2 separate regions of the Homo sapiens genome follow, and region 2 is linked to region 1. A link is a contact called in ENCODE Hi-C or POLR2A ChIA-PET data. All regions are on one chromosome and are shown on one strand. The core of a region is the stretch at or near the end of the contact, and the rest is flanking DNA. Distances in the headings are between cores, read along the strand shown. Region 1 overlaps TRD-AS1 (TRD antisense RNA 1). Region 2 overlaps SLC7A7 (solute carrier family 7 member 7).

Region 1 (2,954 bases), core at 334-2,833:
AAAAAAAATTAAGTTAGACACAAAGTTATTTACTTAAAAGACTTTTCACCAATTTACTTTTTTTTTCCCGCATCTTTTTATATCCAGCCACCTTCTCCTTGATGTTCTTTGACACCTCCATTTTACTTATTTTATTTGGAGAACATTTTCTTTTTTTTCACTGCAGAGCACTGAGGCACTCCTGGAAAGTTGTGACTTCCAGAATTCCAGCTGCCAAGTCCCTGAGTTTGAAGCTCAGTGGTGTCTCCGGCAGAGAAAATTTCCTCTGGGGCAAACTGACTATGTGATGTTGAAATAGATACACACCCTCAGTCCCTGGGAATCAGTCCCTCCTTCCTCTTCTCTTGAATTATCTGCCTTAATAGAACTATTAGAGTTATTAGATATAATCTTAGAAATAGAAGAGGCCTTACATGTTATTTTATAGAAACTACACTGCAGTCCAGAGACATGGTGGACATTCTCAAAGTCGTATACCTGGATAATGACAGGCCCAGAGATGCAGCGTTACACTTCCAGGGCTCTCTTCTGCAGCTGTACCCTAGGTGGCTCTATCAGTGAGTGGTTTGGGCAGCAGTTTATGTGCTCTTCAGAAACAGTGGACAAGAGTAGCCACTGTATAGAACAATGGAAAGAACAGGGGATGAGGGAGCCAAAGACCTTGGGCATGTGGCTTGGCTTTCTGGGGCTTCTGTTCTAATGCCTACTGAGTGTGACACATGTCCATCTCACAGTTCACATATCATGGCCCCAGATCAGAAGGCAGCCATAATCCCTCCTGGCTCTTGCCTTAAATCTTCCCTGGAGGCTCCTTTTGGTGTGGGAAATTCATGGTCCTGTGATATGCCAGGATTTTTTTTGTTTCTGGCATAGTGGGCTAGAGGGTGGCTCATTTATATGCTAAATATGGGACAATCCTGAAGTTCATTCTAGCTGATACTCACTTTGACATCTTGTCCTCATTTGGGGATGCAGTATGTTCTTATAGCAGGAACTTTGGGCTGAAAATCTTGAGACCTTGGTTCTGCTCCCAGCAATATCCCTGCCTCACTGAATGACTCTGGACATGATACATACTTTTTTGAGGAGAGGGCATTTTTGTTTTATCTGAAAAATGAGAATATGATCTTTTTGTTCCTAACAACTTCAGAGGAAACACCCTAATATTACACAAGGTAACTCGTGAATGTTTTGGAAATCAGCATTCCTTACACATACAAGGTGTAGTAGACATGATGGGGGAGTTTGCTGTCGGGGATGGCAAGTGGAGTTGTTGGCGACAGTCACTCTTTCACTTGTAACCTCATAACCCCCGACTTGATGCTCCACATAGGTGCTGAGAGAACCACAATAATGGGTTGCTAGGGCTCTGCACCTGAGCAGTGCTCCTGGAAAAGGCTGTGGCCTTCCTGGGTGGCAGTAGCAGAGGTCACTGGCCACGCTGCAGGTGCTGCTGTTGCTCTTGCTGTAACAGCGGCATCAGCAGAGGCAGCAGGAAACCCGAGGCTGGGTCTCCAAGGCAGGGCCTCTGTAGGCTTGGGGCTCAGGAAAGTGCAGTGTGACCCATAAGTTCAATTTGGCTTTTGGCTGACTAATAGTGAGCTCACAGAGCTGAGTTTCCCCCTGTGGTGATCTGCAAAGAGTAAAGCCAGAGGCGAGGTGCACACAATGCAGTTTAATAAATGCAATAGAGGCAGAGGCTGAGAAGAAAGGCAGAAAACCATCAATGCCAAAGTCCCAGGCCAGAGAATCAGTGTCCAATGGTTTCAAATACAGATTGGCAGGCAAAAGACAGTAAAAATGTTGTTTTTATAGGGAAAGATAGGGGTCTCATTTCTGTTCCTCCCTTCAAAAACACTTTCACAGTGAGTTGCTTGAAAGCAGACTTGTGTCTTCTTTGTACTCTCAGCATAGTGCCTGGAACTCAGAGGGAGCTAATTCATGCATGTTAAATCAATTAACAGAAAGCAGTGCCTTTCCTCTGTATTTTACTCTGATTTTTGCTAATAGATTGGAGAGTATTTAGATGAGATTTTGGAAACCTCATTGCCTGCTCATAAAGTATTAGCAAATTCAAATGTAATCTCATTTGTAAAGTATTAGGAGAGGCAGAAAGTGCTGAAACTTTGTCCTCCTCCACGCCATGCAGAATCTCTAGTGTGGCTCCTGAAGTGAACATAGAGGGTGGGACAAGCCGTGAGGACAGGAGGAAGAAGATGATGCTGGTTTGTAGCAAATCTAGTGCTCAGTTGAGCAGAGCCTTCCATGTTTAGATAAAAGGGCACCCGCTCTTCTTCTCCCAAGGCCTATTTGCCTCATGAGGAATGAAGCTGTGAACCTGTTGGTTCCCACTTTCTACTTCAAAAGGTAAAGAAAGTCAAAAGGAACAAAACATCATTTTCAAAGTGTATCACTTGTAGGAGTAAAAAAAGAGTCCTATATCTTTTTATATCCTTCTATCCCTTTATAAAACAGCATACAAAGCAGTTAGGACATAAACCCCCCTTCCCCAGGACTTTTGTCTTCCCATCAAGCTGGAGGATGAGCTGGGTTTGTTGTCTTTGAAGAAAAAGTGGTTTGGCTAGCAGCCATTTTAACAAGGCTATGACAGGTCAACTTGAATCACAAAGAAGTCAGAAGCCAAGGAGATGCATTTTTGTAAGCCTTTGGTTTCTTCAGGAGTGTAGCTTCCTCATGCCAGTCAGCCTGCAGTGAAGAAAGTTGTTATAGAATAGACTGCCAGTGCTAGAAGGAATCGTAGGGGTCATGTAGTCTGGGGTTGGCCGGTACTTGCTATACTGTACCATTGCAGACATCACTAATCTATTGTGGCTCACTTTCCATGTACACATGGCAATAGCTCAGCTAGTTCAGCTATCAGTGTTGGCACAAGTCATGAGACTCTTTTGTTCTCCTTTGGTTATTATTTTTTTTAACTCATTTGTTTTGCAGAT
Region 2 (2,954 bases), core at 156-2,655, 330 kb before region 1:
ATTGCTTCCCCTCCCCCACCCCAGCAGCAGCCTCCATGCACTCAGTCCAGATAACAGTGATCCTGGTGCTTGCCTGCACCCCATTCACTCCTCCAGTGACGTGTGGGTAGATAGGTTGCCTCTCAGTGACTTTCATAGCAACTGATTCTTGTAATTGTCAATGTCCACTTTTGAGTGAAGGCTGGAGACTGGATCTTAATCTCAGAGCCTGCACAGGGCCTGGAACACAGTGGGTACTCAATATAAGCTTAATGAATGAATGAATGAGTGAGTGAGTGAAGGAATTCTGAGTTTTGAAGGAGCCTCACTGTCCTGTCTAGGGTAGTAGAAATGGTTGCTTTTCCCAAACAGAGAGGTGTGCAGATGGCACCTCCTGAAGCTGCTTATTCTGACTTCTTGGAGAAATTCGTGGACTGCCCCAGTGCTCTGAAGTTCTAGGCATCTCCATTACCACAGGGGGAGATAATCCCACTCCCCGTCTCACATTCTTGCATACAGTTAGGGAGGTATGTGGTGTGGTGGAATGGATGTAGGCTTTGGAGCTAGTCACTGCCTGACCTCAGTTTTCTCAAGTGTAAAATAAAGATAATAAAACTTACTCTCTGTCAGATTAAATTAGAAGATAGGTGTAAGTACATAGTGACCTGGCACACAGTTGTCAGTTAAAAATAGTATCTATTACTGCAAGTTATATTCATATCATATGCATCTTATTGATTTCTAAAAGCTTTACCTTCCGCATGCTGTCTTTGGATGACTTAAAAGCAGTTTACATTTTACTTCACAATAGCTCAGGGATCAGAAAGGAGGGCTGAGCCTTTTCTTTCTGTTTTGCAAGAGAGGTGGAACTTTCCTCTCAGCAAGAGGATAGGTGTCCAGAAGTCCAGCTCCACCCGACTGTCCTTTCCTCAGAGCCAAGGTGTTTTGGCCCACTGTTCACAGGTGGACATGACTGTTCTTGCCTTACCTACACTTGCCCACACTGAGACCTAGTTGTTTTGCCATTCAGGACACTACCAGGACATTTTTACCATCTATGCCTTCAGTATGTCCCCTGTACCAGTGAGTCAGCAGTACCTGGCAGTTCAGGGCTCTTTGTTTACAGAGTACTGTTCTTCAGGGATCAGGCAAAGATTCTTCGTGTCATACACATGTGGCCACAGTGAATTGCATGTAGTGGGTTCTTCAATAAATGTTGGCTGGATGAATGAACAGAAGATATGATTCCAGGTTCAACTTGGCTGAGAAGGGTATTTCGTGCTTTTGCCTTTCAGGGTGCTGGTGGGGGCTGAGGGTTGCTGTGGGAAGGGGGCAGACAGCTTACCCTGAGTCTGCCAGAGCCGCTGTGGGCTGTGAAGGACTTTGGATCTCTGTGTGTCTGAGAGCTTTGGCCAGGTGTCCTCGTGCAGCTTCTCCTGGTACCAGAATGACTGATCTCATGTACTTGTGGCTAATGAGGTGGAACAGTCAGATGCTGGGCCCCCCAACGGACTTTTGCCCTTTGAACCTTCTACTTGGAAGCTAGTTGCCTTTTTCAGAGGGCTTTTCCCAAGAGCCATCTGAGGGTGGAGGTGAAGAAACTTACCTTTTCTGGCCCATATTCACCTCAAGAAATAGGCTTTCATCAGAGCCTTGGGTTCTAGTGTGGGTTTGTTGTGAACTTTGGAACAAACTCTTGACCAGCAGTGAAGGGGTAGACCTTTATGCTGCTTTGATCATCAAGTCCCTTTGGGGGCTCATCCTTGCTCTCTTCCTTTCTATGTTCTATGTTTCTATGTTCCTTTCTTTTTCTCTCTGCCTCAGAAGAAGCTGGGCAGGTAGCCTAGAGGAGGTTGCGGAAGATGCTGGGCAGCAGTGGGTCCTAACTCTGGCTGTGGATTGGAATCATCTGGAGAATTAAGAAAACAAGGCCGGGCACGGTGGCTCACGCCTGTAATCCCAGCACTTTGGGAGGCCGAGGCGGGCAGATCACAAGGTCAGGAGATTGAGACCATCCTGGCTAACATGGTGAAACCCGTCTCTACTAAAAATACAAAAAATTAGCTGGGTGTGGTGGCAGGCGCCTGTGGTCCCAGCTACTCGGGAGGCTGAGGCAGGAGAATGGTGTGAACCCGGGAGGCGGAGCTTGCAGTGAGCCGAGATTGCACCACTGCACTCCAGCCTGGGCGACAGAGTGAGACTCTGTCTCAATTAAAAAAGAAAAGAAAAGAAAAGAAAAGAAAAGAAAAGAATAGAAAAGAAAGAAAGAAAGAAAGAAAGAAAGAAAGAAAGAAAGAAAGAAAGAAAGAAAGAAAGCAAGCAAGCAATACTCAGATTGGGCACGGTGGCTCACACCTGTAATCCTAGCATTTTGGGAGACTGAGGTAGGAGGATGGCTTAAGCTCAGGAGACCAGTCTGGAGAACTTGGTCTCTACAAAAAAAAAAAAAAAAAATTAATTGGGCATGGTGGTGCATGCCTGTAGTCCCAGCTACTCAGGTGGCTGAGGTGGGAGGATTGTTTAAGCCCATTTGGTCCAAGCTGCAGTGAGCCAAGATTGTGCCACTGCATTCCAGCATGGGCAACAGAGTGAGACGCTGTCTCAAAAAAAAAAAAAAAAAAAAAAGAAAGAAAGAAAACAATACTCATCACTCCCACTCCCTGACTACATAAATCTGAACCACTGGGGAGAAGAATGAGATGAGAATTGGCTTGGAGAACGAGAATTAAGGAAGCAGAAAAATTGCTTTTGAGGAGAATTGATGAGGGTCTTGTGTCACTAGAGGTGGGAAAAGCCGTTCTCAATTGTCACCATGCTTCAGAGTCACCTGGGGAGTTTTAAAAACATGCCGATGCCTGGGTTCCACCCCAGAATTTCTGACTTCATTGGTCTGGGTGGGGCCTGAGCACTGGACTGTTAAAGCTCGTCAAGTGATGCTAGTTTGCAGCCAGGATAGAGGAGCCTTGAGTTAGCAA

Evidence for each region. Hi-C counts contacts between places; a loop is a spot of excess contacts on that map. ChIA-PET counts read pairs that join two places held with the same protein, here RNA polymerase II (POLR2A). Pooled maps may share reads with other maps.
Region 2: a pooled map shows a loop between it and region 1 (4-fold over the local background). The contact joins two enhancer-like sites. A Hi-C loop is called at or near these places in 3 of 37 single-sample maps with no recorded cell type and 4 of 50 pooled maps. POLR2A ChIA-PET finds 5 or more read pairs at or near these places in 1 of 52 experiments (OCI-LY7).

The regions. Positions count from the first base shown.
Region 1 is chr14:22,465,285-22,468,238 of GRCh38, reverse strand. The region is part of intron 2 of TRD-AS1 (TRD antisense RNA 1); the gene reads left to right. It also overlaps TRA, TRD and TRDC. Among named protein-coding and RNA genes, the nearest start is that of TRD-AS1, 16 kb to the left of the region's middle. Within about 2 kb of position 1,583, at least 2 of the 41 ENCODE cell types and tissues checked have a DNase peak (open chromatin) inside an H3K27ac peak, as active enhancers do.
Region 2 is chr14:22,794,727-22,797,680 of GRCh38, reverse strand. All of the region lies in intron 2 of SLC7A7 (solute carrier family 7 member 7), which reads left to right. Among named protein-coding and RNA genes, the nearest start is that of SLC7A7, 19 kb to the left of the region's middle. RefSeq lists an enhancer at 1,098-1,167. Within about 2 kb of position 1,405, at least 2 of the 41 ENCODE cell types and tissues checked have a DNase peak (open chromatin) inside an H3K27ac peak, as active enhancers do.